Regions from separate parts of the Mus musculus genome. Here regions 1, 3 and 4 are each linked to region 2. The links are chromatin loops, found by intact Hi-C in ENCODE. Cell type or tissue: heart. All regions are shown on one strand. Each heading gives the region's core, and the rest is flanking DNA. Links, peaks and the distances in the headings are about the cores only.

Region 1 (5,715 bases), core at 267-5,266, 170 kb after region 2:
GAATGAGCAGTTTCAATATGAAATTATGATATACTTGGCTTCCTGCAGTACAGCTGTCAAGCTTGGGCAGCTCACTGGTCAATAGTGACATTCTGTGTGTCAGTGAGCAGCGTCTCTTGATACCCTAACCCAGAGTTCACACATTACTGAAGCTCCAACTGTCGAGCGCTCCAGTCCCCTGGTGTTAGCGCCGCTTCCAGACTCTCCTGACTGGCTCATGGCTCATTCCTTGGCAGTTTGCCCTAATGATATCCCTCAGGGGCTCTCAGCCTCTCTTCTTCCCATATTTAATCGTGTTGTATTAATCTGAGTGATGCGCAAACTGTGCTGCACAAATTGTCATTTCCTACAATATTTTCTAAGAGACTCACTGATTTTTTTCAGTTCAGATTTTATTTATGGTCTAAAGTTTGACGCTAACCATGTTTTCAAGTTGAATCTGCATGTGATTCCCAAGGAGACTCTTTTGCCGTGTGTTTTCAGAGGGGCCTCTGAGACACGGACTTTACATGTAGAGTTGGTGAGAACAGTGTGAGCTGTGTCACTGTGTAAATCGTTCTATGATGATCACTCATCCATGATACCTGGAACATGCCTTTGTGTTTAGAGGGTCAGCAGCTCCTCATTACTGTTCCCCTTCTGTGAATTTTAGTTAACTGCCTGTCTCCATGGATCGGCTGCGCTACTCTACCCGATGTACTGGCAACACATATATATCCCCGTGCTTCCTCCACACCTGCTGGACTACTGCTGGTAAGCTGGCCTTTGCCAGAGTTCACCATTGGGAAAAAAACCGTTAGATTTGGTCAGTATAGATTAAAGAAACCACAGAAACTTGATTTAATGAGTACTTTAGTATGTATCAGAGCATTTTCCCCCAAAGGTAAAAATTTAGATTTGGCAAGCATAGTTCTTTAAATTTTGCAAATTTCTTCAATAGTTATGTAGAAAAAAAAAAAACGATGTGTAACTAAGAAATATAATTTTATATTGTGGCACAAAGATTTCACAAGGGTTCTAATCTACCCATAATCCCATTTGCTCTATCGGGGTTAGCTTTCATACCTTTACCAGTGGCAGCCTTGTCCTTCACATCTTTCTTTAGAAGCACCCTAAAAACAGAGTATAGTCAAAGAGCTGGCTTCTAAGACAAGGATTTTCCGAGTCTGGTATAAGGCAAAGTTTCAGCCTAAAGCAACCATGAAAACAGTGTGTAAAGTATGAGAGTAACTGTGAGAACTGGCCGGCTTTAGAAACGGCTCCCAGTGCGCTCAGTAATCTTGATTTCAGTTAGGCCAGTTGACACTAGAACAATGTCCAATGGCCTCCTTGTTCTCTCAGACTGGAATATAGCAAGGCTTGTATATTGTAAGGCTAGACAAGGAGTAGACTTCGGAGCAGAAGTTTCGACTGTATTTGGTGAAGCTACAGAAGAGCTAGAATTCAGTGCAATAGTTTTGGTATTGATGGAGAAAGAATTGTTTTCGTCCTATAAACACCTGCATGCAGAGCTTAATTTTAAATAAATTGGTTGGGATTTCTTTCTCCAAATGATGCATTTGTATACATGCATGATTCACACACACACACACACACACGCACATACACACACATACACACACACACACACACAAGGCAGGGGAGAGAAAGATGGGAGGAGAAGAGAAATCATTTGTTATTGATGGTTTCCTCATATCTAAAAGCCAATATTGGTAAAAATCAAAGTTCTTTGGAATTGATGGTAGTTACTTAAAATTTTTCAAGAAAAATATTATTTAAAGGTATTTAAGGATTGTGATTATTTAAATAGACCATCTTTCTACACAGGCATGGTAGGTGTTGTATTAAGTTTCTGTGACTAGCCGTCTTCAGAACAGTGCATGTACTTGTCCCGACTGATTGCACTGCTGTACTGTGTATCTCCAGAGTGGAGGAGTAGTGCTGCCCATGCTGTGAAGTAGGTAGGCAGTGACTCACTCCTGCAGCTCTTTCCTTGGGGAACTTGAAAGGAAAAATAGTTTTGGAAACTACAGGATGTAATTTAATTATATTGTGAAGTGTAACACACACAAATCTTAAGTAGAAAGCCAGATCAATGAGTAAGCTTTTCTGTTATTCATTTTAGAGTTTTCCTTTGACCAACACACTTAAAATCTTTTTTTCTCATTCAGAGAATGTAGTTTTTTCATTTTGACATAGACAGTAGATTTTTATATACAACATTCTAGAACTAAACATTTAAAAATCTCTTTCCTAAAAGTTTTATACAGTTAAAATCATTTTGAGAACCAATGATAGAATTTTTGCAATATTTGTGGCATCATAATTTTTTTTTTTTCTTGGTAACGTGTTCTGGCTGCCTTTGATAACACACCTTTCAGGTCAATTCTCTGTCATGTAATTTAAATTTAAATTTTCTACAAGTTAATTTAAAAGTACTCAACCATGCACACATTCTTTCCAACACTCTTTCTTGATTCTGATGCAGCCGTCAAGTCTTTCCTGCTGCTTCTACTCTAAGTAGAGAAGCTCCTCCCCTTCTCGCCTGTTACTTGCTTGCTTGCTTCTAATGCTTAGAAATAGTCCTCTTAGGACTGTGGTCCAATCCTCAGAGCATCCAGGACAGGTACTCCTTAGTTCAGAGGAGAGAGTAGTGTCCATACAGGGTCTTACTTGAAACTTTCTGAGCCTTAAAGTCATATGAGAGTTTCAGCTTTCATCTATTCATCTATGTAATTTCCTTCTCTTATCAGAAAATATGGTAGATTGAGCAGTTTCCTAGGAAAATGATTCTCTATTTATATCATTGATATTAGGATTATACTGATATATGCTGAAGGAAGAAAAAAATATTCTCATGGGTCTCAAGGTCATTGAGCAAATAACTCACACCAAGTTCCAAATGGGGCCACATTTTCTGAGTACATGTATCTTGGTTAACTTTTCAGAATGATTGGGATATTGCAAATCTTGAAATAGTTGTGGATCCATAAAATATATTTCTGTTTGCACCAGGTATTGGTGATGCGCCCTAGACTTTGGAGGACCATAATGCCCTCTTGTGACCATAGATGAATATCACATCTTGTTCCTTTGACGGTTTTACTACATTGTTGGTCTATCCATCTATTCATCCATCTATCCTCCCACCAACTCACCCACTCACCCATCCAACATTTAAAGACCACCTACTTGGCAAGCTGTGAATCTGTAATGCAATGAATAAGCTTCTTTACTTGTTCATTCACTGGAATTAGAAAATATATGTACGTAGCTATGTATGCAGCTCTCTGTACACATCCAAGTATAGAATAGTCCTATAACTCTAGCAGAGTCACACAAAAGAGACAAAGGTGGCATCTGGAGCAGTAGTGACAGCACTCTTGCTATGTTGAGAAATGCTCTTGGGAGGAAGTGACATCATTTGTGTTTTCTTCTTAAGCAAAACAACAGTACTTCAATATGGCACATTTATTGTCAGATACTTAAAAACTGTGAAGTATATCAGAAGAAGTGTGGCTGTAGACCACCAGGATTATAATAAATTCTTATCTGTTCAGTTGGTACTTAAGTTGGTCATTTAGTTGGCTTCCCTGATTATTTCTTTCAAATATTCAAATTTAGCTTTGAAGAAAAAAAATTTTTAAAAATTCTTTTAGACTACGTGATTGCTGCAATAGTATGTGTCAGGGCAACTTCTTTATGAGTAAACTTAGAAAGGAAAAAAGTGATTTTGAGTAAAGTTCAACCACAAAGAAGAATTAGTTTTGTGCTGTCTGCACTGTCTTTTTTAAATAGTTTCCCAGACAGACAGCAGGCCCTGAGACAGCCTTACATGTGCACAATAGAGCATCTGGGTCAGCACTGGGCCCTCCTGATTCACCAAAGCCCTCATCAAAGTAGGATGGCCAGCTAGGACTGCAAAGTGACTGTCCAGGAGAGCTGGCTTGTGCCACGGTAGGATATGTACCATCGAGTGAGAAAGAAACACCAATCCATTTGGCTCTATCAAAACTGCATTCTGTCATTTACGATTTTAGAAAATTATACTGCAGTGTATTCAAGCATCTGTATGTTTTGGATTTTGCTAAAAACTAGTGAGAAAAAAATAAACTATACAGCGATGCTCAGTGATCCCACTTGTCTCTGAGCTACGCTAAGCAAAAGCGACAGGCAATGTGAATTACTAGCGTAGTAGTGAAATTTTGCGTGTACACAGTAATGAGAAGTTACATGGCTCCGAGTTTCTGGGATCTTGGATATATAGATTACTGTTCAGTCACTCTTAACTGACCTTTGAACATTCTGAGATGACTTGAGAGGTCGCAATGGCAAGGCTGTCTGGTAACATCAGCTGTTACTGCTTCTCTGCAGCAAGGTGCAGAGGAGACTGGGCTTTTCTGTGTCCTAACAGTGATGCTCAGAGCATTAGAAGAGCCTTTGAGAAGCAGGATTTGTGTTAGTGCAAAAGGCTAAAGATCAGAGATACCTATAAAAGAGTTCTCAAAAGTGTGTTTTTAAAAAGTTATTTGTTCTCATATTATTTATTATTTCTATGGACATCCGTCTGCACTCATGGTTTTCTTTTTGATAATTTGAAATTTCAAGATGAATACATTGCATCTTCTATTTCCTAACAATGATTTCTAACATTTCCCTAGTTTGTATGATAGCATGTTAAAATGACGTAGCATCTGTATTTTCTGCTGGAGTGTAAGACCCAGGAGGAAGTGTGTCATTGTTTCTCACGGCATCCAAGTTTCTTTCCTGGTGCCTGGATCTTGTATGGTTCTGAAGTTATGACCTGAAATAGTTAATTCAAAGTCATTATTAGACTTAACGTTTTTTATTTAAACTATTCTATCAATAACAACGAAAGTCAAATGAATGTGAAGGTGCACAAGGACAAGGGCACAGAGGGGCTGACAGTGTCTTCCTCGCTGCTCTAGAGCAGGGAGAACACAGTGATAAAGCCTATGCCTGAGTGCCCGTGACATCATAGGTCACTGACGGAGAGATGTGTGTAAGGGAAATGGAGATACTTCTGACAGTCATTTAGAATGTATTTGCATCCAGTACCTTTGACCTACACCCTGATAGTCTTCTTAAATAAAATGTTATTTAGATATAGAACTTTTGACTTAAAAATAAGGGTTTTAGAGACTTTGATATAAACCATTCTTAAATGTATTAATGGCTTAGAAGATTAAATTTAACTTTTGTACATTACATAATTTTGAAAAACTATAATGTCTTATGGTAGACTGAGCACTTTAATTTTTGAGCATTTGAATGACGTTAATGTTGTTTCAGTTTTAATGAACTATATGAATCTATACACACATATATATTTTTAATTTAGTGCCCCAATGCCATACCTGATTGGAATACACTCCAGTCTCATAGAGGTGAGTATCTTTTACAGTAAGATAGTTATAAAACTAATTAATTAGAAGTAATAGATAAAAGAGGTTTTTTGTTTGTTTCTTTTAAAAGCATATTTGACTATTTCTAGGATGTATGAGATTGACATTATAGAACTACTCAAGGGAATATTTTCAGAAAGTGTCCCTCAAATAAGTTCAGTTGCTAACGTATACTGGTCTGCCCTGTGACACCATGAAACCTATGGGAGTGACTGTGCTTTAAGTCACATGGTCAGCTTTAATAAGAAAATTAGCGTTCCCTGTTGGACCAGTGATGTCTTACAACCTG
Region 2 (5,715 bases), core at 305-5,304:
TTTCAAATTGTCCCTCTTCTTCATCTTACAAAGAAGAATCAGGGCTGGAGACACTTATCAGGAATGCTGTGGCCAATTGACTGTGTTCCATCTTAAATTGGTGTGGTGGGACGAGTGTGTGTGTGTGTGTGTGTGTTCCAGCTTTACTCAGTAGTATTACCATTGCATCTAAATAATTGCTGTTTAGCTGTACTTAGGAAATATATTTATATTATTTTTGTAACAAAGAGTCTTGCCCACATTGCTTCAAAATAGCACAAAGGAGTGCCTGCTGCATGGGAGGGGGAATGTCTTCCAGCACTTGGCTAGTATCTAATACTCTCCAGTGGACACCAACTATATCCCTGTTGGCTGGAGGCAGCACATACATGCTGCAGCTATAAATAGAAAGGTTGTGCAAATATGCATGGGTGTCGCCCTTCTACCACACACGTTCCTATTCTGTGATCTTTTCTTGATCTCAGATAATTGGCCTTTTCCACCCTGTAGTGCCAAGAAGATGAGAGCCATATGTTCACCAATTGGACTAGGAATGCACACCCTAGCATTTCTTGGAAATAAAATAAGGCACAATTTCTTTAAAAAGCCATTTAGAGATTGATATTGAATGAAGAACAAGTAGGAACGAAAAGGAAATAGTTATATTGTAAAACTTTAAAGTTAGCTGATTCCAAACCTCTTATGACACAGAGCAAGCAGCATTTATCTGATGAGGCATGGTGCTAGACTAGACTCCGTGGCAGGAATGATTTAGATTCTGGCATTGCAAAGGTCTTAGTTCTCTGTGTAAAATTTAACACCCCCAAATCGCCTAGATGTGAATGAGAAAGACACTGTGCCCATCCCGGTCAGCCTTCAAGCAAAGCTAATCAGAAGATGTGCTCAGGCAAGGAGAGAGCCCAGCTCCTTGTCTACCCGGTCAGGGCCACACTCTCGGAATTTAGTTTCCCCCAAAGAATAAAGATTTCTCTTTGTTTTCCTTGTGCCTATCAAACATCTGGTCGCAGTGCTTCTCCCAATTCAGTTTATTCTGTAGGGTCTGAGAACCAGAAAAAGAAAAGGAGAAACTTTTCTCATGATTACCCAGAGCAAATGAAGTAAAATGTATAACTGGAATTAAAAAGGAAAAATCTACCAAACTAAAGAGATGGGAAACGCAGTTTATGTTCAGGTTGGTTTAGAGTTTAAAACAGAGATGCCTGGGAGCAGGCCATTATAATAATATATAATGGTAACATTCCACCAACAGCTTAGTTTCACTGTGTTTAGATGAATCACTTATGTCAAGATATTGGGGGAAAAGAAAAAAATCCATGTAAAGACATACATTCCCAGTAGCTTTCTGCCGTGCTTGTGGCAACAAAAACAATATTGTCACACCCTCAGGCCTTGAAACATCTGACCCAGCGAAGGACTGGCTATACTTCAAATGTTGCTTCCCACAGCCTCTAGTTCCAAGTCTGTGGATGTGCTACAGAGGATTATTTTGTCATCCTTCATGTAGCAAAACTAGTATATTTAATCAACCTTTAAGACATTTTCCTTTATTCTTTGTTACCTGAAAATAGAATACATTTTATCTTAATAGCCCATTGTTAATTAGCTAGTATTTCTTTCATTAAAAAAATAAAAATAAAATAATGGCCCATTTTAAAGTAAAAGAAATAAAATAACACAACAATGATATCCATATCAATTTCATTTTTAAGACCTTCTTTGCACTAGCCACAGTATTAATTACTTTATAATTAGTATATTTTTTGCAAGGTTGGGAGCCAGTATCTCCCTCGATAGCATAGGCTTGCCCTGAATTCATGGTCCTTTTAAGAGCCACACACAGGCTCTCAAGTACTGGAATTGTAAATACCACCTGCCACCAACCCTAGTTTTGGAACTATCATCACATCTAAAGAGATAAGAAAGTAATAATATACAGGTATTGGCCTTGTTTTGTATACTAAAGAACAGGTATCAAGTGAGTTAATATATATGGGATATATGTTAGCTATAGACAGGTCTATATCTAGATATAGATATATCCAAGTTAGATATAGATAGACCTGCCAGATCTGTCTGAATACAGACTGCACCCTTCCACCAAGTTATCATGCTTCCTGCTGCATCTTGTCCACAGTTAAGGACAGCACAACAACAATGGTAAAATCATTACAGCAGCAAGCATTTATATGCCATTCATGTGAATGAAACTGCATATGTGTGCATATGCTTGCATACTCATTTGATAGAACCAATTAATGAATAGGAACACCACTGCCACTATTTCACAGAAGAGGAAGGGGAGTCCCAGAAGCATTCTTCAAGTGGCAGAGCCAGCACTGAGTCAGGCAGACTGTTTAGGTTTGCCCACAAGGATATCAGCAAGAAGTACCAAGAGCCTCTCTTCCCAACATGAGCACCCAACTCAGTCTCCACAAACATTCATTAATCTATTTCAGGAAACAAGTTAATTCAAATTCCAGTTGATTATCTCCCTACGACTTCTCCTGAGTCCCACAGGCTTCTCCCAGAACATAGTTTTGTAAGCTTCAAAGTAAAGGTATATATAATTATTTCTTTGGGGGCATTTTATTGGGAGGTCAGGACTGAGCCACATAAAACAAATTAAATTGTAGGGCACAGAGGGAAGAAGTATACCAACACGTTTAGCACTTAGCATGAGCCAGGCAGTTTGTTTATGTGTGTATATTCTCTCAGCACCTACAGCTTTCTATCGTTTTCATTGTACAGAGGATGGTGAGAGTAGGTGGGACTTAGAGAGACACAAATAAGATGACATCATTGGTAGAGCATGTCTGTGTGATTACCTAAGCTGACACACCAGAAAAATGTTCAAAATGAATTCTCGGCACAGGAAGAAAGAGAAACCTTTGCTGTGTTCTCTAAGGACAGAGAGGGCGCACTAGGAAGCTGTCGAAACTACGTGAGGAAAAGCCTGACAGCATTGCCACATTGAGGAGGACATGGACGCTAACGGAGCCAAGGTGTTTCACAAGAGTGAGAAATGGGTCTGGCTTCCATCTCTGTTTATCCCCCTGGGTGCTAGGAGACATTGTGGAGAGTTTTCAGTCGGAAGTCATTGTGTGACTTGGTGAGACCTGACTCTGAAGGACAATATCATAATCAGTAAAAGGAAATTATTGTTTACTGAGCACCAAAGAGCACATCTATTAAAACTAACGATGAGATTAATGGAAAGTCTACAGTTAAAATTCAGAATTTGGCAAATGATATAGAAAGTTTGGCCAATTTTTTTTTCCCACAAATCTGCTGCACTTAAAAAAAAATAGTTAAAGATCTTCAAAAATAATGTCCAGGCAATTGAAAAAGCCAGCATGTGATTTACAATATGCCATTGAATTTGAAGCGCTTTGCGAGAGCGTTTACTTGTAGCTCATGAAGACAATGATTTAAAGCATGGTCTGGAGCCACCAGCGTGGGCAGGAGTGGAAAAGGTTACTGCAAAACAGCCTGTCTTCCCTTGCGTAGAAAAAAACCAGAAGCAGGGAGTATATCTGTAGTCAGTGTGTCTAAATGGCTATATCACCCTAAAAAATGTGGGTCAACACTGGGCTTTAAGAGTCAAGAGGAATTCCTCCTCCTTCCCCCTCCCTCTGTCCCCTCAGGACCTGTGAGCCCCTCCTTGGTGATCAGGGTGGGAGATAAAACAGCGAGGAGCTGGAACTGAGATTTGGAACGGAGTACTCTGAAATCGCTACACCAGCTGGAGCAGAGAGTCCAAAAAAACAAAACATAAATTTCTTGGAAAATGACCCTGTCTTTTGGCAATTATTACCATGAATGAAAATAACTCAAAATCCGAAGTGTAGCGTGTCTTCCCTCGCGTTCCTTGGAGCTGCGTTCTACTCTCGTGTTTTCTGTCATGATTGTAGCTGACAGACTTTGAAGGACACATACTATAAGACAATATCAAATTTTATTTAGTCCGATGATTTTTTTAAAGATTTATTTGTTTTATTTATATGAGGACACTGTAGCTGTCTTCAGACACACCAGAAGAGGGTGTCAGATCCCATTACCAATGGCTGCTGGAAATCGAACTCATGACCTCTGGAAGAGCAGTCAGTGCTCTTAACTGCTGAGCCATCTCTCCAGCCCCTAATTTGAAGATTTTTTCTTTTGTGTTGTACTTACCTGGCAGGGGAGTTTTCATGGCCACAAAGATAAGGGTTTCCCAGAATTCGATGGAACTCTTGCCTGCAGAATGTGCCGACCTCTGACCTGTGTCCAAATATAGGAAACTCCATGGAACAGTTTTGGATCATGTATTCACACTTGTTTCTGTTATTAAAAAATGTTATAAATTTATTTCTGTGGGATAATTCCAAAGTGATAAATATATTTAAATTTTACTAATATATACACTTTGAACATTTCTATATTTCTACATAAAATATAATAATTTAGTATTATGAGTGATAAACCCCTGTGATTAGGACCTCATAGTGGAACTGAAGGAAACAGTAGAAGGACTTACTGCTTTTTGCCAACTATTTGAGGGGGGGAGTCATATGTAGTATAAGGAGCGTGAATAATAAATTCTAGCTTATTCATGGTAAACATACCATGAACAACGAGGGTCTTTCTCTGAACAGATAAGGTTCATCTTTGTAGCATCATAGATGCTTTGAGTTTGGGAAGCCAGACAGACTAAAAAGAAAATTGTTTTACCTGTTTTGTACCAAAGAACGTTGCCCCCCCCCTCTGCCCCTGTTGTTCTTTCTTACACTCTCTCAGTGTTTGCAAATTTAGCAGTGAATATGAGCATGACATTATATTTCACTAACTCCCTCTTGAAGTTGGAATTCTAGTCTCAGCTTTGCTGTTTAACAATATGGTCTTGAGCATCCTTGACCCCTGGGATTCAGTTTTTGCTATGCTTTTTATTTTTCTCCACCCATGTATTTCAACATATTTACTATATGTCTTCTCTTATGCCTAACCCTGTATTAGACACGGGGGTGGGGTGTAGAAAAATGAACACTTTACGTAAAAACTCAAGCCTTGGCAAGCTCAAAAACCTCTGAGAGGATATAGACAAATCATTGTAATGATAATTAGATGGTTATGGTTTTTTGCATTTGTTTGTTTGTTTGTTTGTTTGTTTTTGAGACAGGGTTTCTCTGGTAGTCCTGAAACACATTCTTCTGTAGAACATGCTGGCCTCAAACTAAGAGATGTGCCTGCCTCTGCCTCCAGAGTACTGGAATTAAAAACATGCATCACCACCATGTGGCTGATGTTATAGGTTTTTGTTTGTTTGGTTTTTTTGAGTGGCAGGAAGGAATATAGTAGTACATAGGCTGACATGTAACAATAGATTCTAAAGTTTTCTGTATGAATTCTAAATTCCAAAGTGTGTCTGCCACATAGTGGGCCTAATAAACTGTGTCTGAGTTGCAAACTGTGTCATTTGAATAAGAGTAAAACTATTAAGGAACCAGAGTTTCCTAGGTTTTGTTTTATGCCACCTACTTGTCAGGAAACAGAAAACAATCTTCTTGTTGGTGGGTCGAAAGAAAAGGGAAGAATTTGCCTTATCTTGGGAATAGAAAAAATATTTCAGGAACTGAAATTTAATATGTCTCTTTGACATGCATAAACCTTAAAGAGTTCATATAAGCAATTTGGAGAATTTTGTTTGTTTGTTTGTTTGTTTGTTTGTTGTTTTCCACA
Region 3 (5,715 bases), core at 505-5,504, 55 kb before region 2:
TTTCAGTGCTTACAATATGTGGATAATGATTTAAACTCACAGAAAAGGTGCTAATCAAAGCCAAACAGGCCTCACAGAGAAGCATTGCCTTTGCTGTTATTGAATATTTTCTAGACCTTCCCGATGTGTTACTGCCCTGCAAGGTCCACGGTTTTCTTGTCCTCTCCCTCGCCAGTTTTGGTAGATCTAGTCTTGACTGAGAAGGTATTGTTTTGCCACATTAACACTCACTGGCTTAATAAGCTTGATCAACAGCAACTTCCAGGATACCACTTCAAACTTCAGGGATGCATTTCCCACTTATATGCAATTATGATTTAAAAAAATAAATCCCCCAAAGCACAGTGTGTGCAGGGAAAGGCAAATTGTAACTCCTCCCTCGGACGTATATCACATTAATGATGTTTCTTAGCCTCCAGATTTTATAGGGGAACTTCCCAGTGGGTTTTTATATAGCACTTTGACCATTAGAAACTCAGTGTATCACTCCTGCCTATAGACTTTCATTAAAATATGCATGAAGGCAGCAGGTCTTCTGACATGCATATCCCCCTCTCTCTCCCTTGCTCTTTCTCTCGCTGATGCTCTAACTATATGACCTTGCCTGGCCCACAGATTTGTAGATCAGGCTGGCCTCAAGCTCACAACCAACCTGTCTGCTTTAGTGTTGGGATGCAAGGCATGTACCAGTTTTGCGGCCTCTGGCAAACAGTTTCCATTTGGTCATCAAGAACTTCAGCTATCCAGCGTTATACTTAATGATGTCACTCATTATGGTTGACATTCAGGTCAACTTATATTTTAGTTCAAGTCTGGGTTCACTCTCAGGCATTGCTGCACAAATAGATCAGGGCAGTTAAGAAACTAGCAAGTCCCAATGCTGCTCTCAAATCCCAAGGCCATGTGGCACCAGATGCACCCAACACTACTTTAGAATGACCCACTGTCAGAACCTCATTTCCTTTTTTCTCTTTCTCCTCCCACAAAGCTCATGCTTGACGACCTGGAAGGCAAATAAACGAAACACTGCAAAGCCTTTATAGTCTTCGCTTAGCTTCTGGATGTTTTCTGGAGACAATTATCTGGCGATCCGGAAGCTTAGCAGGTTGCTCTACATGTGGATGGCGTACCTCTAAGTTTGCTGACTGCCTACACACAATTTCTTCTCACTAAATGAGCCTTGGATAAAGATGGCAACGAAGATGAGGCAAGTTTGCTGACGCTTTGACTGGAGAGCAAGATGTCTATGGAAAGCAAGATAGCCAGTGCAGGAATGGGAGCACGATAAGGCGCTATCTCCCTTGAGGCATGGAAAAATACTGTCATTTGGGAGCTATATATACCAAGCATGTTTTTGGGTTTGCTTCTGGTCTCCTGGACAGTCACATGACCTGTGAAACCCCACTGATGAAAAGGTTGTGGGTTCCCCGGTGCAAATACTTGCCTTCCTTTTGCTATGTTGATCGAACCAATCTATACAGGCCACTGTTGTTTGCCTTGAAAAATGATAAGACTTCTGGGTTTTACAAACCATATTTGTATGGTGACTTGTGGAAACAAACTGCATGTGTTTGTTATACTTAAAATAAGAGCACAAGCAAGAACGGTCAAAGGCTGTCAATAATTTTTCGATAAATCTTTATTCACTTGCAACACATGAAGGGGTTAGACAGTGGATTTTTGGGACATACTACTCCCAAGGCTGAGTGTCAACTTTAGGAAACGTTCAAGGTTTGCCTCTGCCTGTGTCTCAAGCCAAACCAAATAAGTGGTCTTATCAAGTACTAGCCAAACACAGAGCTTAATACACAGATTTATTACAAGTCACTCTTACATCATTATAAAACTTAAAATATAAATAATGCTATCTTCAAACTATTGTATTCTAAAGTGTCAGGAAACTGAAGGGAGATAAGGTTAGATATTGGTGGTGACAAGCAATTGTCAAATCCATAAACCAGAAGAAAAGGTGATTTAAGAATGCCTAAGGAAAAATGCAAACTTGCCTGATTATAATTTCTTTCGCTCACTTGGACTGGAGGCAAAGGATGAGAGGACACGGGGCAAAAATGTAAAGCGTCTGTCTTATGTTTGCATTACTAAAGTCACTGGATGGCAGGCTGCTCGAGTTATCACGCACAGGCAACATGTCTGTACTACATACGTTCCCTGTAAGAGCTCAGTCCTACCCTCAGTTCCTCAGCACCCATTTCCCCCACACAACACACTCACACGCTGGAGGGCGCGCACACACACAAACCGAGACAAGCCTTTAGCTGGGACGCAGATCAAAAACCGAGCCTCGCGAGCCTCCCATCTCAGGGCAGACACCTCTCTGTCCGGAACGCAAAAGTGCGACCGGGTTTCTCGCAGGACCCTCTGAGCGGACGCCCCAGGCCGACCCGCCCCAGGCCGGAGGTCCAACACCTCCCGGCCGGGCCGCCTCGGGGTCGGGTGGCCGGGCGCGCGCAGGCGCAGAGGCCGCGCGCGGGGCAGGCTGGAGCGGGCCTCACCGCGCAGGCGGCCCGGTGCAGCTCGACGATGTGCCTCTCCGCTGCAGTTAACTCTCGGCTCGCTGGATGCCTTGGTTCTCCTTCGGGCGTTCCCCACGAGTCGGCCGCGGAGCCGCCGCGGGCTCCTTCGGAAGTCGAACCGAGGGTTGAGTTGAGCTGCTGTCGGAAACCTTCGGCCCGAGGCGGTGGCCTCCCAAGCGATACCCTCGCCAGCGTCCAGATCCCCTGGGCGGCCATGGCGCCGGCGCGGTGGGAGGCGGGGCCGGAGGTGGGGCGTGGGCAGGGGAGGCGGGGTCGGTCTAGGGGCGGGGCGAAGAGGGGAGGCGGAGCACTGTTCAGTGTAGACTGGGCTGCCTCTCAGTCTTCAGCTCCCTCCATCTGGGTCCTCTGCAAAGAAAATTATGCATATGAAGACTGGAAGAAGGTGCCTTCTTTACTCTTAAAGTCGCTACTATTTTTTTCTCAGATAAAGGACGAGCATTTTCATTTCCTATCAAGCTAGATCGTATTCTGCATAATCATACTTGTTTAAAAAAATAATAAGAAGGAAAGCACCTTCAGCCCATATAGAAAAGGCTGCGTATTTGCTGGTCATGTGTGACAGGAATGAAGCTGGAATCACAAGCTTGGTGATATGGTTCATTGGCTCACTCTAGAATGAAAATCAAGGAAAAGTCTCACACAAAGAGTGTAGTGAAGTTTTCACAAAACCAAACCTAAAATCCTGTCTGAGAAAGTGACACCCATACTCCTACAAAATTTAGGGAAATTAGCACGATCCCAAGAAACAATTTTATGTGTTCATTAAATTAACAGCACCCCCAGCCTTGGATGCCATAGCCTGAATTTCAAGAGTAGGCAGTGTTATTGAGTAGTTAGTGCTCTTTGGTGTAAAGAGCTATTGGCAGGAGTGAATCCTTAGCAAGAGTGGGTTAGTTGGACAGGAGAAAGTTGTCAAAGCCACCAAAGACAATTCAATTCCTTTTTACACTGATTTACCCTGCAACTCCGAAACCACAATTTGATGGTTTTGGGTTGTTGTTTTTTTTTTTTTTTTAAAGATTTATTTATTATTTTATGTAAGTACACTGTAGCTGTCTTCAGACACACCAGAAGAGGGAGTCAGATCTTGTTACGGATGGTTGTGAGCCACCATGTGGTTGCTGGGATTTGAACTCTGGACCTTCGGAAGAGCAGTCGGGTGCTCTTACCCACTGAGCCATCTCACCAGCCCTGTTTTTTTTTTTTTTAAGATTTATGTATTTATTTATTTTATGTATGTGAGTACACTGTTGTTCTCTTCAGACACACCACAAGAGGGCACTGGGTTCCATTTTAGATGGTTGTGAGCCACCACGTGGTTGCTGGGAATTGAACTCAGCACCTCTAGAAGTGCTCTTAACCACTAAGCCATCTGTCCAGCCCCCGATTTGATGTCCTTAATCACAGATGGAAACAACTCTATTGGTATATTGTAAAACTCAGTGAATTAATAAATTTGAATCCTGTGTTTAAATGTTCCTTTACATTGGAGTAGTATATTTGCCATTTGAAGACTACCTGATGTTCTGAGGGACTTTAAGGAAATCTGGAAAGATGGGACCAAAGTTAAATTCACCCAACATGATTATCATTAAACTTGAGAATTTAAGCATAGGTCATGTTCCTGTTCGCCCCCAACCAACACCACAAAATTAGATTTATGGGCTTCAGAGGTGGAGACATGAGGATTATGTTTGTGGCCAGCCTGAGCTACCTACTGAGTTCCAGCTATAGCCCAGTCTAAGAAAAAGAATCATCCTGGTTAGTCTATGCCTCTGGGCACACAGGCTGATCTTTGTATTAGTCACATGATACCACTGCTTGCATTCTTACAGATGCACCTTTAAAATGTAATCAAAGTTGAAATGAGATGAGAGAATAACTCACTACTAACAACACAAAGCATTCTAAATATCTATTTTCAGGTTTAATCTGATCATCAGCATCCAGTTTTCTTTCCCGTGTCTCTTGCTTTGAAAGGCCCCCATTGGCCTTGAATTTTAGCTCATCTTTGTGTGCATTCTTTCTTTTTCGGAGACTCCTCCATTCACATTAGCCAAAGCTGTATGAAAGTGAGAGCACCAAGTCCAAGCTCAGAAGGTAGATGTAGAGCTTGAATGAGAACAATCACTGTAGACTCATTGTTTAAACACTTGATCCACAGTTGGTGGAACTATTTGGGAAGGATTAGGAGATGTTGGAGGAAGTGTGCCCCTAAAGGTGGGCTTTCAGGTTCAGGAAGCACACACCATTCCCATTTAGCTCTCTCTTTGTCTCTGCCCCTATGCTTATGAATTAGATGTAAATTAGATGCTCCAGCATCATGCCTGCCTGCCTGCCTCCTGCCTTACTCTGCACCATAATGTTTATAGATGATAACACTCTAAAATTGTGAGCTGCCACAGACCCTCTGGATCCCTTTGTCTGCATGGAATGGGTCTCTGGGGCAAGTGGGCAAAGCATCGGAGGGAATGACAGACAGATGTACACAGGAGAGGTTGTGTAGAATCTGAATGTAATGTGTCAAATTGAGCATCAAACTTTTTATACAGAAGAAAATAGGGAAGTTGGGTGACACACCAGCAAGGTACAAATAGGTTACTGGATTCTTACACAAAACAGAGGAATACAAACACAGAAGGTCTAACAGGGATAGAATTCATTGTTAACAACTGGGATCAAAAAAAGCTCCACCTAAAGTTCACTTAATCTTAGAAGCCAGGGTCAAGGGCTTCGTGCCCTTGCCATAGTTCCTATTTTAGTCTATTGTATAGTCCACCTTCCCCCTAGGCCATTGTAAATACGTGTGAATGGGTGTAACTCAGCTATCTATAGTTCTAAGTATCTACTCTGGTTCTTCCTTAGGTCTCAAACTTCCTTCTTCCTAGATGATGGTAAATTCCTGTGTAGGGCAGTGACTTAGCTTTGTTCAAAGTGATAGTGTAATACCAGAGGCAATTCTGAATGTCACTGAATAGCAACATTCTTACTGAATTCCAAGCCCATGGTCAGCTCAAGGACTTTCTAGGACGTTGGAACACTGGTGAAGACTAAGCTATGTCAGAATTCAATCTTAAAAGGCACTTATAATAAGATAATACTAAAAAAGAGCACGTGGATCCATACACCAGACTAACGCGGGAATGGAATATTAATGTAT
Region 4 (5,715 bases), core at 513-5,512, 240 kb after region 2:
ACAATACTGGTAGCCATGCTTATATATAAACTAGTAATTTGAAATGAGAACAGTTCCTCCTTAAGTAAGTGATGAAGAAATTTTCATCATAAGATATGATTAATAATTTTTTTCTATATACACGCTCACTTATAATGAAATTTTGGTTTTTATATGTTAAATTGTTTACAAACCATTCTAACAGAACTAAATAGCTATGGCAAGTTTATAATTTATAAATAGTATACTTTATCTTTAAAAATTGTGCCCTAAAGGTATGTATACATATATATGCACATATATATGTATACACACACATATAGATGTATACATACACACACACACACACACACACACACACACACACATATATATATATATATCCCACAGAGAATTGTAAACAAATCATTTCATAGCCACAGTAGGATGTGTGGGCATATCAACAAAATCTCACCATCCTATCATCTTCAATGAAAATGATAATCAGATAATTTATGTTTTATAGACTGTTTTATACACTACAAATGTGCATAATGTCTACCTACAAATGTAAGTAATTTAAGTGCAATTTAAAATACAAAACTTAGATATGATTATATGATGTAGCTTATAAGAAAAGCAAGAAACTCATATGAAATTGTGTATAATTTATGGTAACATATTAATGCCAAAATTTTATTTATAAGAGTTAGTGGACTCTGAAGTAAACTATAACTATAATAAATGGCAGCACTTCTTGTTGAGACATAGGAAGTGTAAAAAGTTGGTATAGTTGCCACTTGTAGAGATCCACCCCATAATCAGCATCCAAACGCTGACACCATTGCATACACTAGCAAGATTTTATCGAAAGGACCCAGATGTAGCTGTCTCTTGTGAGACTATGCCGGGGCCTAGCAAACACAGAAGTGGATGCTCATAGTCAGCTAATGGATGGATCACAGGGCTCCCAATGGAGGAGCTAGAGAAAGTACCCAAGGAGCTAAAGGGATCTGCAACCCTATAGGTGGAACAACATTATGAACTAACCAGTACCCCGGAGCTCTTGACTCTAGCTGCATATGTATCAAAAGATGGCCTAGTCGGCCATCACTGGAAAGAGAGGCCCATTGGACACGCAAACTTTATATGCCCCAGTACAGGGGAACGCCAGGGCCAAAAAGGGGGAGTGGGCGGGTAGGGGAGTGTGGGTGGATGGGTATGGGGGACTTTTGGTATAGCATTGGAAATGTAAATGAGGAAAATACCTAATAAAAAATGGAAAGAAAAAAAAAAAAGAATGTCACAAGTTCAAAGTCAGCCTAAGTTACCTAGCATGATTCTGAAGGGAGAAGCCACTTACTTCGTCACAAGAAAAAAGTAATTATAAGCAACAAATCAAGAAAAATAATTGTGTTGTCATGGGTTAGAGGAGAAATTTGGCAGGTAAATATTAAGACTACTTGGTTTTGTTAAATAAGTTTTACATAAGACATATAATTATTACTTTTATTGTTGGAAATTATAGCATTCCCACCAAGCCTTTCCACGTACCCGAACCTGTTTTCCCTCAGCTTTGTGGTGTCTGTCTTCACTAAGTGTCCATACATATCTACATGTTCTCCTGAGTACAGTCTCCTCAGCCTATACATTATTACTACATGTATGTTTTCAGGGCTGACCACTTGGTATCCATACCCAGCCAGTACTTTTCACTGGAGAAGCCTGTCTCTCCCCGTCAGCATTTGTAGTAGCCTGTTGTCATTGGTGTGTTCCTCCTGTCCACATCAGACATGTCTGTTGTTGTCCTTGCTCAGTTAGTTGTAGCTTCTGATATTATGAGGAGACACATCTATCTCGTAGTAAGCTCCCTGAACCTCATGCTCTGCCCTCTGCCCTACAATGTCCCTGAGCCTTAGGTGCTGGATATTATTATTATTTTAATATTATTCTGTAGATGTATTCCATTGGAACCTGACTCCACAGTGGATCTGTAGTGGTTTTCTGTAACATTTTTCATCTGTTGCAAAGAGAAGTTTCCTTGATGAGGGGCGAGGACTAGACGTATCTTTGGTATAAGGAGAGAGATTTAAGATGTAGAGTTTGTGCTGGTTTAGTGAGGTGATTGTAGCTCCTTCAAGATTGATGTCTTCACTGGCACTGGGGAGGTGGCCAAGTCCAGAACCAGGAATGGTTTCCTTCCTTCTGAGCAGGACTCATGAAGACAAATAACTCTAAGAACCAGTTTTGATTTTCTGTTTATTTTGGCTCAATATTGAAGGTACTATGAAGGTCAATTGCTAGTTGAAGTAATAGGGAAATGTTTTAAAACACTTTAAAGGATAAAACTTTTTGAAATACGTTAAGGGAACATGACCATAAGAAGTATTGCCTAAATAAAAGCACATTATAGCAACGCGGATTTTAGGGGCTCTTCATATTGGATTTAACATAATTTATTCTAATGGCAGTAACTTATACAGTTGATTTTCTGGTGAAATACAGTATTGATAATTAGAAAGAAGTCACCTTCTCCGATGGAACACTATTTCTTTCAAACATTTCGTATTTGGTTGTAGTTAAAATTGTTTCAAAAAGAAAGTGGGTTCTGGATTGCAAGCATGCCCTCTAGTGGACATTCTGTGGAACTTTCCTTAGAAGTCAATTTGTAGTGCCAGGCGCAGAAGGAAGCATTCAAGCCACCCTTCAGAAACTGGGCTTTAACTTCAATTTAACTTTGCAGAACAATGCTTAGTATATTACAAAGCATAATGGAAAATGGTCATATTTGTGTAAATATGTCATATATAATTTTTAAAAATTTTAAAGTTTAACACTTTAATGTTAGAATTTTACTCTTTAAATTCATTTTCCATAAATAACTATTATAAAAATCTTGAAACAAAGACAAAATATACTCATTTTTTCCATTTAGTAAATCTGGTTAATGAATATTTCCATTTTAGACTTTATATAGAAACATGGAAACAGATTTTTCCCTCTGTTTTCTGTCCTTTAACTTTTTATGGTTTTTTTTCCCCCCTTCCTATTCAGTCTTTCAGAGTTCTGATCAAATTAACAACAATTCTCTATTCCAAAAATACCCAATTTCTGTATAAAAATACCCAATTTCTGTATACAAGTTCTTATTTTCTCTCAAGAATCTTAGGATAAGGAAATGATGCTTTCTCCTGTCTGGCTTGGCTTGGTTTGGTTTGGTTTGGTTTTGCTTTGCATTTACCCCCTGTGTGGCTCTGCTTTGAAGTTTGTCAGAGATCAGTTGCTGGTATTGGTGGTGGGAAAAGCCATTAGTGCACAGTAGCTAGTCCCACTATAAATTCAGGATCTTTGCCATTTCTCAAAGGATCACTTATTTATTCTTCTTCACTGAGGTATTTAATACTTAATCATATTGTTTTTGTGTTGACTAATAATTTCTTACACTGAAAAGCTGTAAAACCACTGGTCAAATTTGTGTTTTCAAATGTTAAAGACCTAAGGGGTAGTGGGATTTAAATCACAGTTGGTGTCACCCAGCAAATGAACAGCCCTTAAAACCTGGCTTCCCAATGTCCAGCTTGAAGCCATGTTTGTTGCAAGTGCCCATGTGGGTAAGTGTGCATCCTCTGAGTTGAGACGTCTTATGCCAGTTGTTGTGTCTTAGAGACAGCCTCCTGGGTATTGCCATTGCCAGCTGCTCATAGTCTCTGGACAACAAGCAAGAGTGGACCCTAAAGTACTGTTTCTGGGATGAGTATTTTGCCAAACCAGGGATCACTTCTGATTTCCTGCATTCTATTTGTCAACTGAATGATTTTTTTTTAAAGTTTAAAAAAGAAAGAAAGAAAGAAAGAAAGAAAGAAAGAAAGAAAGAAAACTAGAATAGATTAAAAGCAAATTGAAATGAGCATCTGTTACGGCACTGGTGCTTTGATTTGGACAGAGTGGATGTATCATCAAGGAGAGTCCCGTTTAACTATCTGACCATCAGGGTAAGCTACTTCCTGGCTTTGGAGACCATGTGTCTCCTCGGAACCTCAAGAAGTGTTAGTCCCGCTAATTTAGCTTTGAAGATAACTTGCTTCCTTTTAAGTTCTTAAGCACCATGATTTACAAATACAGGAAGACATCTATATTCATTCTCTGCCCATCAGCCTTGTCATTTAATAGGAAGGAACAGAAATATCTGCGTTTTTATAATATGATGAACACAGACCAGAATAGCAGCTCTGCCCTGTGGATGGTTTGGGAACATAAACATCACTCCTAAACCACAGCCTCCGGGGCTGTAAGGTGATGGTAAAGTGCCCGCCTCCGCGGAGGCCTCTTCCACATGGTGCTTCCAGAGCTCTCTACAGTCAGTTTCACAGTGAGGTAATAGTTGCCCATTTTATTTACAGTAACAATCCACTATACATGGGGGTGGGGAGGTGGAGAGAAAGAGAGAGGGGAGACCGAGGGAGGGAGGGAGGGAGGGAGGGAAGGAGAGGAGAGGAGAGGAGAGGAGAGGAGAGGAGAGGGGGAGGGGGAGGGGGAGGGGGAGGGGGAGGGGAGAGGAGAGGAGAGGAGAGGAGAGAGGAGAGGAGTAGTTCTGGGGAGCCAGAGAGTCTCCTCTATGGAAACAGAATGCACTGCACGCGCTGCTGCTGGCAAGGCTCTGCTTTTGGGTGCTCTGCACCCTACTTTCTTGTTAATGTTCTTCATTTCACTTGCTTTGCTTTCTTTTCTCTGTGTGTTTTATTCAGTTATGGCCATGTCTTTTGACCTGTCTCAGATCGGTGCTGAATCTGCTAATGAGGTCTGGAACTGATTTTCATCTACTGTATCAGGATGGTTTGTTTTGTTTTCTATGAGTTCCACTTGGTTCGTTTTTAAATTTTCCATTTTTTGCTATGATTCATTTCCTCATGCATTATCTATTCATTAATGTCTCAAAATTCTTAATTGAATTCCAGACTTTATATATAGAGTGTATTAATATTTGCATCTATAAATAAACATGTATTTTCTTTTATAATGGCATTGATTATTACAAGCAGGTATGTGTCTGGAATTGGATTTTATTATTGATAAGCATATCAGTGGGATGCTATGATCTCCTGCTTTTGTAGAATACTTGTGGAGAAAGTTCTAGATTCTCTCAGTTTTCCTGATTCATCCTAAGCTTTCTGAAGGTTTTGTCTGCCTGAGCCACATGGGAACAGGGCTGAACTTGGTCCAGGCCTTGTGGCTTTTCTGTGTATCTTCATTCTTAGGCAAGCCATGTCCCTTTACGTCCACTGTAGCCTTTATGGCAGCCCCGTGAGTTCATCTCTGTCCTTGTGACAGATTCCTCAAAGAAACAATTTAAGGACCATTCACCCACATGCCTTGCTTCATGGTTATACAAGGCATATCATGACAACAGTATCATGACAGCAGTGAGTCTGGCAGGGTGCTTCCCTCATGCCAGCCCCAGAGCCAGCGCAGAAGAGAAAGGAAGAGGCCAAAGATCAGCTTGTCTTCATGGAGCACCCCCTGGTGACTTCCTTCCCCCCACCAAGCCTCACCAACTGAAATTTCCAACATCACCTCCACCTCTCTCCAAAAGCAGTGGCAACTTGGTCAAGTTGTCATCACATGGGCCTATAGAGGACATTCCTATTCAAACGCTTTCCTTGGAGGGGGAGTTCCTGGGCCCTCCCCAGCGGTGTCCCTAGGGCTTGCTGTCCTTCACACCTGTAGGGAATTTGCTTCTCCACTTTCCCTAACAGTCTT

What was found. Hi-C counts contacts between places; a loop is a spot of excess contacts. Peaks named below come from ENCODE experiments on the same cell type or tissue, not always from the same donor. Only the 100,000 strongest peaks of a DNase experiment are listed, where the experiment ranks them.
Region 1: a loop joins it to region 2, with 2.5 times the contacts of the local background. A loop is called at or near these places in 5 of 42 quality-filtered maps.
Region 3: it touches region 2 in a loop (2.1-fold over the local background); 5 of 42 quality-filtered maps call a loop at or near these places.
Region 4: a loop joins it to region 2, with 2.3 times the contacts of the local background. A loop is called at or near these places in 3 of 42 quality-filtered maps.

What each region holds. Positions count from the first base shown.
Region 1 is chr1:139,080,521-139,086,235 of GRCm38, forward strand. Dennd1b (DENN/MADD domain containing 1B) reads left to right here. Exons shown (of 22, transcript NM_001166501.1): 10 at 653-753; 11 at 5,363-5,408. Among named protein-coding and RNA genes, the nearest start is that of Gm41960, 84 kb to the right of the region's middle. In heart, for the core only: a CTCF peak has its summit at 3,066 (motif pointing left); no DNase peak of the experiment used is centred there.
Region 2 is chr1:138,909,495-138,915,209 of GRCm38, forward strand. No RefSeq gene overlaps it. Among named protein-coding and RNA genes, the nearest start is that of 1700019P21Rik, 35 kb to the left of the region's middle. In heart, for the core only: CTCF peaks have their summits at 2,912 and 4,013 (motif pointing right); a DNase peak (open chromatin) is centred at 2,997; H3K27ac peaks cover 1,040 bases.
Region 3 is chr1:138,854,068-138,859,782 of GRCm38, forward strand. It overlaps 2310009B15Rik (RIKEN cDNA 2310009B15 gene), which reads right to left and starts at 2,787. Exons shown (of 3, transcript NM_001081226.1): 1 at 2,514-2,787. The coding sequence starts at 2,750. In heart, for the core only: no CTCF peak of the experiment used is centred there; DNase peaks (open chromatin) are centred at 2,534 and 2,754; H3K4me3 peaks cover 541 bases; H3K27ac peaks cover 326 bases.
Region 4 is chr1:139,153,997-139,159,711 of GRCm38, forward strand. All of the region lies in intron 19 of Dennd1b (DENN/MADD domain containing 1B), which reads left to right. Among named protein-coding and RNA genes, the nearest start is that of Gm41960, 11 kb to the right of the region's middle. In heart, for the core only: a CTCF peak has its summit at 2,596 (motif pointing left); no DNase peak of the experiment used is centred there.